Regions from separate parts of the Homo sapiens genome. Here regions 1, 2 and 3 are each linked to region 4. The links are chromatin contacts, found by Hi-C or POLR2A ChIA-PET in ENCODE. All regions are on one chromosome and are shown on one strand. Each heading gives the region's core, a stretch centred on a gene start or an enhancer-like site at or near the end of the contact. The rest is flanking DNA. Distances are from core to core; before and after follow the strand shown.

Region 1 (2,700 bases), core at 170-2,669, 660 kb before region 4:
AGACCATCACAGACAACTTCCGGTACACAATATTATATTAACAGTTTAAAAATATGCATATAAATGCATTTCTATCTATATATAACTTCTATCTATGATTATCTATCTATATATAATTCCTTTTTTTTTTGTTTTGTTTTTTTTTTTTTAGTAGAGACAGGGTTTCACTGTGTTAGCCAGGATGGTCTCGATCTCCTGACCTGGTGATTCGCCCGCCTCGGCCTCCCAAAGTGCTGGGATTACAGGCGTGAGCCACCGTGCCCGGCCTATCTATATATAATTCTATGTATTCTATCTATATAGCGATATATAATTTCTATCTGTAATGCAAATCTACATGTGATTTCTATCTATATATACATGTAGATAGAAAATTTAGGGAATTCACTGCAGGTGCTGCTTGCAGTCCACTTTTAAAACCTAACATTACATAATAAAACACTATTTTAAGAAGCTGCACTAGGCCGGGCTTGGTGGCTCACGCCTGTAATCCCAGCACTTTGGGAGGCCAAGTCGGGTGGATCACAAGGTCAGGAGTTTGAGACCAGCCTGGCCAACATGGTGAAACTCCGTCTTTACTAAAAATACAAAAATTAGTCTGGGGTGGTGGCGTGCGCCTGTAGTCCTATTCAGGAGGCTGAGGCAGGAGGATCGCTTGAACCCGGGAGGTGGAGGTTGCAGTGAGCCAAGATCGTGTCAATGCACTCCAGCCTAGGAGACAGAGCGAGACTCCGTTTCAAAAAAAAAAAAAAAAAAAAAAAAAAAAAAAAAGGAGCTGCACGATGCTCCCCTTGGGCGTGTACCATACCTTATTTAACCATTCCCAAACTGTTTCCATTTTTTCTGATGTTAAATAAACTCTAAGATGTACAGACGTCTTTTATCTGGCTCTCCGATTACCTTCTGCAGATAAACTCCTAGAAGTTACTGGGGCAAAGGGAGTGAACCTTTAATTTTTAATAAAATTTTTTAAATTACAGAAAAAGCCGTAGTCGTCAGATTCTACTTCCTAGGCGGTCCACAGGGATTTCAACAAGTTCGATTCAAACCATCCCAAATTCCCTCCCGGCACTAAGTTTTCCTCGGTCTTGGGAAACGTGGCCCCGCAGTCCGCACTCACGACTGCGCACAAACGCTGGCCTCTTTCCAATGGCGAAACTTCTCGACACGCCCCCGAGGCACCACCTCTTTAAAATTTAAAACGAAGGCCCAGGCCAATGAATGCTAAGCTTCTCTCGGACCACAGAGACCCGCCCACCGTCACTCCCTCCACCAATCAGACTGAAGTTTTCTCCACTGCCCCTCCAATCACCGCCAAAAATGGAAGTTGCTCTCGTAACTTACGTAAGGCAAGCAGCCAATAGGAGCAAACCTTGGAAACTAGCTCCCCCAATAGCAGCAGTTCCTGGAGAGCGCGGGAGCCTTTCGACCAGGGTCCCAAAGGAAAGCAGTGAGTGGTGCTGTTTCCCTGAAGGAAGGGACTAAGGGACGGTGGCGCGGGCCCGGACCGGGGCCCCGGGGCGGCGGCACGGCCGATATGGCATGCTGTCACAAAGTAATGCTGCTGCTGGACACCGCGGGCGGCGCCGCCCGCCACAGCCGGGTCCGGCGGGCCGCCCTGCGCCTCCTCACCTATCTGAGTTGCCGATTCGGCCTGGCCAGGGTCCACTGGGCCTTCAAGTTCTTTGACTCGCAGGGGGCGCGGAGCCGGCCGTCCCGCGTGTCTGACTTCCGCGAGCTGGGGTCCCGCTCGTGGGAGGACTTTGAGGAGGAGCTGGAGGCCAGGCTCGAGGATCGCGCCCACCTGCCCGGCCCGGCGCCCAGGGCCACCCACACGCACGGCGCCCTGATGGAGACGCTGCTAGACTACCAGTGGGACCGGCCCGAGATCACGTCGCCCACGAAGCCGATCCTGCGGAGCAGCGGGAGGAGACTGCTGGACGTGGAGAGCGAGGCCAAGGAGGCCGAGGCCGCGCTCGGGGGCTTGGTGAACGCCGTCTTCCTCCTGGCCCCCTGTCCGCACTCGCAGAGGGAGCTGCTGCAGTTCGTGTCTGGGTGCGAGGCCCAGGCCCAGCGCCTGCCGCCCACCCCTAAGCAGGTGATGGAGAAGTTGTTGCCCAAGAGAGTCCGGGAAGTCATGGTCGCCCGAAAAATCACCTTCTACTGGGTGGATACCACCGAATGGTCTAAGGTAAGGAAGGTTACTGTCGTCTCAGATGGCGTGCACGGTGCTTTCCTTGCTAACCAGAACTTGGCAGCGTCCTTAGAACAGCCACAGACCCCGAATGAGACTAATATGACTATGCGTCCCTTCGGAAGGAAACAAATAAATAGGAACAGTTTTCACAACAAAATGGGTAGTTCCTCACTACCTACTGTTTAAGACCCCTCACAATTTGGGCCCTACCTGCCTTCCCAGACTTGATTTTCCTACACACTACATCTACTCTAGCATATTGAAGTCCAGTCCAGAAAATCAACAGGTCTGGACTGCTTGTTTTGTGTTATGTGTGTTGTTCAATCTGCCTGGAATGCCAGTTCTCACTCTTCCAGGCCAGTCTTAACTTCACTTACCCTTTAAGGCTTCTTCTCCCAGTGACAACTGCTCAGTCCAGCGTCTGAATTGCCATACACATTTTGTGTGGCACTTAACCATTTCTCCATATGTTTTGATTATGCACATCTCTCACCCTCCATCTA
Region 2 (2,700 bases), core at 49-2,548, 670 kb after region 4:
TTGAAGGGGCCGACTCTCGGGGTCATTTGATACCGGCACTAATCCCATTCATGAGAGCTCTCCCTTCAAACTCTGTTCACCCCCAAAGGCCCATCTCCTAATACCATCATCACCTTGAGGGATTAGGATTTGAACATGAATTTGGGGGGTCACATTCAGATAATGTTATATATAACTTAAAAAGAACAAAAATGTGGAATTCATGGAGATGTTCATTGCAGTATGGATTACACTGAAAAACTGTAAACAACCTAGATGCCCAGTAAAAGGGAAACAGCCAAGAAAAGTCTGTGTCTTGTTCACTCGCTGGCAGGAAACATAGAGCAGGCACGGAAAGGAAAGGGACTCGAGGAATGCGCTGTACCGACAGGAGGCAGCACCCCTTTGCCCGAGGGGCGCAACGACAGAGACCTAAGGCTACCTGGGCCGGAGCCGGGTGAGGCCGCGGAGAACGCACCCCGCTACGCGTCTGCCGAGACGGAGGCGGGCGTTTCGACCACTGCCCGATCATGCGCTTACTCAAGTAGGATTCCGAAAAAATTCAGTCGCGCGTCCCTCCTGAGGTTCCGCAGCTGGCCAGGCCCGGCCCGGGCTGGTGCGGCTGCGCACTGCAGCCCAGCGGAGCGGGCCCGGGAGGAGCCGGGCGGGGACCGCGGCGGCCAGAGCTCCTGTCAGCTCCGCCGGGCACACGCAGGCCGGGGCGGGCGGCGCGGCTGTCCCCGCCCCGCACGCTGCTGGGCCCGGCAGCTTCAGAGGCTGGCGGACCCGCGCGGGGCCGGCGCAGCGGAGCGCGCCGGCGGCCCGGGGCCCAGCGGGAGCGCGGCAGCGGCGCGCGGAGCAGGGGGCTACGGGTGGGCGGGCGCCCGCCTTCGCCTGCGTCGCTGCCTGCACGCGGGCCGCCGTCCCCGGGCGTGTGAGAGCCGGCAGCTCGGCCGACTGGGCCCGGAGCGGCGCGGAGGCCGGGCGCTGACGGTAACGGGCCGGGTGCGCGCGCGGGAGGGCTCCGGCTGCCCCGACAGAGGCCGGGCTCGGGCGGCGGGAGTGCGAGCGCCACTGCGGCGTCAGAGGGGCCAGGAAGGGACAGGAGGCTGCCTGAGGCCCGTACCTGGCGCCTGTCTCTGCGGTCCCCGGGGCCGACGAAGTCGGAGCGGGTGGGGAGGGAGCCGGGCGGGCGGCCAGAGACCTGGCGGCAGGTGCCTGCCCTCTGTGATCCAACTCTCTCCCCAGCTCCACCCACATTGGCCTAGACCCAGTCTCTAAGGGCTGAAAATATTGCCCGGAAGCTCCCGAGCAGAATCAGATCGCGCTAAGTAGGGCACAACGCAGAGGCGACAAAGCTCCTCGGCCCCAGGGCCCGCGGAGCAGACTCCGGAGCGCGGTCCCGCCCACGCTCGGCTCCGCAGTTAGCGTCCTCCTTCCTCCTGAGCAGGCAAGCGGAGCCCGAGGGCGGTGGCGGCGGGGGGCACGGGTCCCCTGAAGTTGCCTCGCAGCTGAGCACTGGGCCCCGTCTCTCCCTTCCCAGGGGGCCTTCGGCGTCACTGCAGGCTTCCTAGGGGTCCCCTAAGTGCTCTGCAAACCGCGGCTGGAAGTTTCCCACTGCAGTGAACAGTAGAGAAACAGGGAGAACACACAGGGCTTGCTTTATGCTAGAAACACAAGCATCTTTCTTCTTTATTAGAAAGAAACTCATTCTGTGTTTCTGAGAAAGGATCGTGCCAGGCACTGTTTCTGGTGAGTGCCAGTTTGACCCGAAAGGGCACTGAGAAAGGCTTTCCTATCAGTCTCTTTGGGTTCTGGCTAAACTTTTAAATCAAACAAAATAGAGACTAGCTTATTCACCTGAAACTAGAAGCACATGGCCGAGGAGCCTGAACAGGCACCTCCTATCTAGGCAGGGAAGCTGTGTAATCAGGAGCTTGTGTGGTGCGCTCCAGTCGGAGCTGGGACTCTTATCCTGGGCCCGTTTTTCATAGCACCAGCCAAAGGAGAGCGTCCTCTCCACCCTAGCGGCAGAGCTGCTACCAGGACCAGGTGGGCCAGCCTCAGATGTGCTGCTTGTGCTACTTGGAGCCAGGCAAATGGGTGTTCCTTTGGAACAGCCCTCAGGAACTCACTGGGGTATTTGGTGGAAAGACTGCCACGGGCATTTTGCATGTTGGAGCTACAGATGGTGTCCTTCCTGCCAGGTGTGTGTGGAGGCCAGTATGAAGCTGAAAAAGCAGGTGACAGTGTGTGGGGCTGCCATCTTCTGTGTGGCAGTCTTCTCGCTCTACCTCATGCTGGACCGAGTGCAACACGATCCCACCCGACACCAGAATGGTGGGAACTTCCCCCGGGTGAGTCGTGCCTGGTTGCTAATTTCTTTGTATACAAGTCACCTGGGCTCAGGGTATGCACCTCCCACCCCGCCGCCTCCCCTCCCACCCCCCGCTGGAGGGTAATGTCAGTACAGGACAGGAGCCTTCCTTCCCAATAGTCAGGTTTTGTAGAAACCCTCAGCTAAAAACAGTGATGGCGAAAAGAAGGAAGGAAGAAAAAATGTCAATGGCAATGAGTATTGTCACTCTGTTCTCCTGAATTCTTTTCTTTCTTTTTTTTTTTTTTGAGACAGAGTCTCGCTCTGTCGCCCAGCCTTGAGTGCAGTGGCGCGATCTTGGCTCACTGCAACCTCCGCCTCCCAGGTTCAAGCAATTCTCCTGC
Region 3 (2,700 bases), core at 156-2,655, 540 kb before region 4:
GCAAAACACTGGGAACAATAGCTGTCATAAAGATGGCTTCCAAAAGCCTCATTATTGGGGCCATTCTAATTGATCTGTTTGTATCAGCACTTGCACACCCAGAAGAGAATGCAGAGCTGTTAAATAAAACTGCAACTGTAAATATTTTTTCATTAAGCAAGAATCAACCAAATCTCTAAAACATCATGAACTAGTACTGTATTCGTATTAAAGATACAATCTCTCAGTTCTTTTCGTTTCTTATGGAACCAAAAGAAAAAGAGACACAATCTCTGTTTAATATTTTCAGTAGCACAGCATGAACCTTAGAGGTGCAGTTAGTTCTTTCTGAGCTTCTCCCCACTGTATTTCCCCCCAATCCAGTTGGTGTGGTCTCATCCCCGCTATATTTTGTTTTACAATTTACAAAACTATTCCACATGCAGTATCTCAATGATACAGCCTGGGTAATAATGGAAGAGAACTTCTGTCTCTCCTCAAACATTTCAAGAGGTATTTGAGACCGGGCGCGGTGGCTCGCACCTGTAATCCCAGCACTTTGGGAAGCCGAGGTGGACAGATCACCTGAGGTCAGGAGTTCGAGACCAGCCTGGCCAACATGGCGAAACCCCCGTCTCTACTAAAAATACAAAAAGTAGCCGGGCGTGGTAGTGCACGCCTGTAATCCCAGCTACTCAGGAGGCTGAGGCAGGAGAATCGCTTGAACCCGGGAGGCAGAGGTTGCAGTGGGCCGAGACCGCGCCACTGCCTGGGCGACAGAGCGAGACTCCGTCTCAAAAGAAAAAAAAAAGAGAGATATTTGAAGTCACACCAAGTGGTTTGCTTCCCTAGCCACAAATACTAATCCAAAGTTTCTCTTTAAAGGAGATCCCTCGGAAGAATGTTGAGTGGAGAGAACCAATCTTTCTGTGCCCGGAGAGCAAAGTTAGGAGGGGAGGAGGATCTGTCAGCCGGTGTCCCGTCGTCGGCGGTCTCGAGGCGGCTAGGGTGCCAGGCACTGGGGCTTTCGTGCACGGGGCTAGGACGGGACGCGGGTGCGTTGGGCCCACTCACGTTGAATTTAGGGTAAGGAGGGGCTCGGATACTAAACTCCCTCCGTAGGAGCTGGCAACGTCCTTCCTGCTTCCATCTACTAGGCTATCACCTCCTTTTTCCCGGGTGCAGGGGAATAGGCACGGGAGCCGAGTTAGGGCGAGAAAGGGGCGGAGGCCGCTGGCACCTGACTCACCTGAAGAGTCGGTCCCGGCCCTGGGTCTGGTTGGTGAAGCGGGTGAAGGCGTCCATGGCTTCTAGCCCAAAGGCCACGAGTCGCACGGGGCTCAGGCGTGGGTCCTCTGGGGCCCGTCGGATCCCCAGGGAACGGTCAGTCCCAGGTTATCCGCTGAGGGGGAGGGGCTGAGTCTCTCCGCCCCAGAGGGGGCGGGCACACTTTCTGTAGAGCAACTTCGCGGACTTCCGGTTCAAGCCGGAAGTTGTGGTTACCAAGGCGACGCAACGCCGCCCGGCCAGGTGAGCAAAACTGATCTTACCTTTGGATGCCGGGGCTCCCCTCGAGTCCCAGGACTCCCCTTTACCTGTAGAGTCTCCTAGAGGAAAGTCTGAGGGGGTCCGTCTCCCCAGACTCGGGCGTTTCCGGATGCCTGACGCCTCCCCGCAGATCTCAGGTTCTCAGGAACCCGGGGTGATATCCCGAATGGTCTCTCCAGCCTCAGAACTCCCCTGAGCTCTTGCTTGGGACGGTGGGGCCTAATCATTTCCCAGCGCCGTGCCTCTTTCCCTTGAGCTACACCAGCTCTATGTCTGGTGAAGGAAGTGGTTAGGTCAGAGATAAGCCAATTTCACAGTGTGAACCTAGCATGGGAGGCGGATGAAGTGAGAAAATGTTCTGCTTGGATTATTGAACATTGAAAGAAGATTGTTACCTGAGGAAATCCTAAAAGAGTCATTATGAGCAAAGTGAAGCAAAAATAGATTGCAATGAAATTGCACCGCTGAACATTCGTTCTGTGCGGCTTGAAGAAAAGGAGCCTTACCCACTCCGTGGCAGTAATTTTATAAAATGTACCCTCTATAACCACAAAATAAGGTCGGCCGGTGCTGTGGCTTACGCCTGTAATCCCAACACTTTGGGAGCCGAGGTGGGCGGATCACCTGCGATCAGGAGTTGGAGACCAGCCTGGCCAACAGGGTGAAACCCCGTCTCTACTAAAAATACAAAAAAAGTAGCCGGGCGTGGTGGTGGGCGCCTGTAATCCCAGCTACTCGGGAGGCTGAGGCAGGAGAATCGCTGGAACCCAGGAGGCGGAGGTGGCAGTGAGCCGAGATTGTGCCACTGCTTTCCAGCCTGGGCGACAGAGCGAGACGCTGTCTCAAAAAAATAAAATAAAATAAAATAAGGTGAACATTTTCGTAATCTTTATTCCCTTGGTCAGGCCAGCTCCTAACATTTGCAGGCCCTGGGTAAGAGTACAAATGGAGTCCAGCACACCGTATGTTTAAATATTTTAGTTATAAATCAAGCAACAAATTGTAAAGTAAAATATAGTCTGTTTTCCTACATTGACAAATAGACCCTCATAATGATGTAGAAGGCCAGGTTCATCTTCAGAATCCCTAGACTCCTTAGAATACCTGGAAACACAGCTGGAATATGGCAGTGTGGGGAGAAATGGCTCCCAGTCTTTTCCCACTTCCCTTTCT
Region 4 (2,700 bases), core at 175-2,674:
AATCCCAGCTACTCAGGAGGCTGAGGCAGGAGAATCACTTGAACCCGGAGGCAGGAGAATCACTTGAACCCGGAGGCAGAGCCTGCAGTGAGCCAAGATCGTGCCCCAGCACTCCAGCCTGGGCGACAGAGCGAGACGCTGTCTCAAAAAAAAAAAAACGGAGAAAAGAGCAAAACCAAAAATCTCATTCTCACCTTCACTCCAGGGATCTCTTACCCTCAAAGCCTCCTTTTTAGCAACCACACTGAACTGTCCTCCTCGGCCTCCACCTCCTTCCCATGAGCTTATCTTTGCCACAGGAACCTGGCCTGCATAAATCCGGCAAAAGGGCTTCCAGCCCAAGTTCAAATCTACTTACTCAGAGTGTTGTCTTAAGCAGTTACCAAACCTTTCTGAACCTGTTTCATTGTCCAGTACCTCTCTCCTAAAGATTAAATTAGGTAACGCAGGCAACCATTTAGCACAGTCCCTGGCACATGGTGAGTGCTCAGAAAGCGATAACGGTTACTGTATTATTCAGGTAAAGTTGGGAGAAGGAGCCGGGCTCCCCAAGGCTTCTGTGGTTTAGCCACTGGGCAAGGTCGGCCCCTGCCGGACTGGGGCAGGAAGTTCGGCAGTGCTGAAGCTAGTGGAGCCCAGGGTCAAAGAGCGCCTAACTTTTCCTGGAGGCTGTAAGGTGGCTCCGCGGTGCCACGCTGGGGCCTCAGGCGAGGGCGGGGAGGGCGTGCCGGGAGGAGGGCGCAGCCCGGGCTAGGTCTCCCGGCCTCCAGCTCCCGCTCCTCTGCAGACCTCAGGCCAGCCCCCGCCCCTCCCTCGGGACAGCGCCCCCGAAGCTGTCTCTAGAGGATCCCGGGGTCGGAGGCAGGGTTCAAGGCAGCACTTACAGGAGGATCTCCTGCTTCGTCAGGAACGTCAAGTCCTGGAAGGCAAAGCCAGAGCGGGGATTAGCGGACCGCTGGGAGGCCGCGGCCGCCCCGCAGCCAGCTCCCGGACCCTGCTCCCGAGAAGAGGCCCGCACGCGAGCTCCCCAGGGCCAGGCGTCCCGCGCACCTGGTACTCGGCCAGCAGCTCCTTGGACAGGCGACTGCCCGAGCCCCCCATCGCCCCGCCGCGCGCACAGCTCCGCCAACTCGCCTCGAGACGCAGACAACTTTCTCACTTCCGCCCTTGGGCCGCGTCACTGCCCGGTCCCCGCGGCAACCGCTCCTGGGGCCACCACCCCCGGGCCCGCCCCCTCCTAAAAGCTGCCAGGCGTTCCCAGCCGGGTTTGGCAGGCGAGCTGCCGGCTCCAAGCGGTCCTAGGCGAGCTGGAGGCGGGGCCCGGGGAGGGGCCCGACGCTCCGGGGCGGAGCCCGGGACTCACGGCCCCGCCTCCGGGGTGGGAGGGGGGGGCGGGCCACGCCGCGCGCGTGCGTGCTGGCTGCGTATGCGTCACGGGCGTCATGACCTCGCTGTGGCCCCGGCAGCGGCTGCGGGGAAAGTCGCGAGGTGCATCCGCTTCGGCTGCAGTAGGTGGTGGCGGCGGCAGCCCTGGGTGGGGTCCCATAGGGGCATCTGAGAAGTCACTGGAGCTAGCGTTTCCGGGAAACCTGGAGACTCGCTGAGTGGCGGGGGTCGTCGGCTGCCCCTCTGCCCAGCAAGGGCTTTTCTAGATGTTATCATCAGGCAATCGCTGCACCTGTCGCAGCCCCCAAGCCACCTCTTCCAGAAGTAACCATAACCTTGCTTCCTTCTTAGGCTATTTACTGAGGACCCACTGGATGTCAAGCATTGTGCATAGTTTTCTTCGATTGTTGCAACATCCCTTGCGAGGTAGGTTCCCATTTTACAAAGATGGAAATACGTAAGTCCAAAGGGTGTTAGTGATTTTTCCGGGCGCCGGCATTTAGAAGGTAATCGGTCCAGTCCAAGGCACTTTTAAAGGCTCTCCACTGCTGTTCTCATCATTCCAGCTGACCTGCCGTCCTTTTGACTCCATCTCACCCCTAGACTGCTGACCCTTTGCTCTTGTCCCCTCTTAACCTCTAGGATAATGTTTGGCACATAGTAGGCTCTCAGTAAATATTATCGAATGCATAATAAATGAATGAACGTATACTATTGCAAAAGGTAAGGATTCCAAACTGCTGGGAGGAGGAAGTGGAGGTTGTGTTGGTCAGGCTGGGATTAATTCTTGATCCTTCCAATCCATTATACTTGCTGATCTTTGTAAAGTCTAAATCTGAGTATGTTAGTCTCAGTTTATAACCATTAAATGGTTAAAAACCCAAATCCTGGCCCTCTGTAACTGGACTTCCTCCTATTGGCTCTCTGTCTTTCAGCCACTTTGGGCCCTCAGTCCCTCTTCCATCTCATCCTCAGGGAAGCCTTTCCTGACTCCCTAGACTGCCTAGGAATCTACTTTACACTGGAAGAATACCCAGTGCTCTCCTTGGCAGCATGTGTTTGATAAGACACACTGTATTAACAGGTACATTCCATCATTGTAGAAATATTCAAGGCCAGGCGCGGTGGCTCATGCCTGTAATCTCAGCACTTTGGGAGGCTGAAGCAGGCGGATCATTTGAGGCCAGGAGTTCAAGACCAGCATGGCCAACATGGCAAAACCCCATCTCTACTAAAAATACAAAAATTAGCCAGACATGGTTAAACCTGGGAGCTGGAGGTTGCAGTGAGCGGAGATTGTGCCACTGCAGTCCA

The links. Hi-C counts contacts between places; a loop is a spot of excess contacts on that map. ChIA-PET counts read pairs that join two places held with the same protein, here RNA polymerase II (POLR2A). Pooled maps may share reads with other maps.
Region 1: a map of CD14-positive monocyte shows a loop between it and region 4 (5-fold over the local background). The contact joins the promoter of TICRR here to the promoter of GDPGP1 in region 4. A Hi-C loop is called at or near these places in 1 of 168 maps with a recorded cell type or tissue (CD14-positive monocyte), 1 of 37 single-sample maps with no recorded cell type and 7 of 50 pooled maps. POLR2A ChIA-PET finds 5 or more read pairs at or near these places in 2 of 52 experiments (WTC11 and endothelial cell of umbilical vein).
Region 2: a loop to region 4 is called in a map of CD8-positive, alpha-beta T cell, with 31 times the contacts of the local background. The contact joins the promoter of MAN2A2 here to the promoter of GDPGP1 in region 4. A Hi-C loop is called at or near these places in 1 of 168 maps with a recorded cell type or tissue (CD8-positive, alpha-beta T cell) and 8 of 50 pooled maps. POLR2A ChIA-PET finds 5 or more read pairs at or near these places in 6 of 52 experiments (CD4-positive, alpha-beta memory T cell, K562, T-cell and 3 more).
Region 3: a pooled map shows a loop between it and region 4 (4-fold over the local background). The contact joins the promoter of PEX11A here to the promoter of GDPGP1 in region 4. A Hi-C loop is called at or near these places in 3 of 50 pooled maps. POLR2A ChIA-PET finds 5 or more read pairs at or near these places in 2 of 52 experiments (HEK293 and activated CD4-positive, alpha-beta T cell).

Annotation. Positions count from the first base shown.
Region 1 is chr15:89,574,050-89,576,749 of GRCh38, forward strand. TICRR (TOPBP1 interacting checkpoint and replication regulator) reads left to right here and starts at 1,420. Exons shown (of 22, transcript NM_152259.4): 1 at 1,420-2,191. The coding sequence starts at 1,538. RefSeq lists a silencer at 1,408-1,697 and an enhancer at 1,819-2,347.
Region 2 is chr15:90,902,004-90,904,703 of GRCh38, forward strand. It overlaps MAN2A2 (mannosidase alpha class 2A member 2), which reads left to right and starts at 1,299. Exons shown (of 23, transcript NM_006122.4): 1 at 1,299-1,429; 2 at 2,187-2,336. The coding sequence starts at 2,205. RefSeq lists enhancers at 340-389, 2,230-2,289 and silencers at 560-829, 850-1,279.
Region 3 is chr15:89,689,349-89,692,048 of GRCh38, forward strand. It overlaps PEX11A (peroxisomal biogenesis factor 11 alpha), which reads right to left and starts at 1,406. Exons shown (of 3, transcript NM_003847.3): 1 at 1,229-1,406. The coding sequence starts at 1,284. WDR93 (WD repeat domain 93) reads left to right here and starts at 1,463. Exons shown (of 17, transcript NM_020212.2): 1 at 1,463-1,509. RefSeq lists an enhancer at 1,241-1,330.
Region 4 is chr15:90,232,785-90,235,484 of GRCh38, forward strand. It overlaps GDPGP1 (GDP-D-glucose phosphorylase 1), which reads left to right and starts at 1,425. Exons shown (of 4, transcript NM_001013657.3): 1 at 1,425-1,508; 2 at 1,738-1,812. It overlaps CIB1 (calcium and integrin binding 1), which reads right to left and starts at 1,157. Exons shown (of 7, transcript NM_006384.4): 1 at 1,051-1,157; 2 at 885-919. The coding sequence starts at 1,101. RefSeq lists silencers at 650-1,099, 1,120-1,559.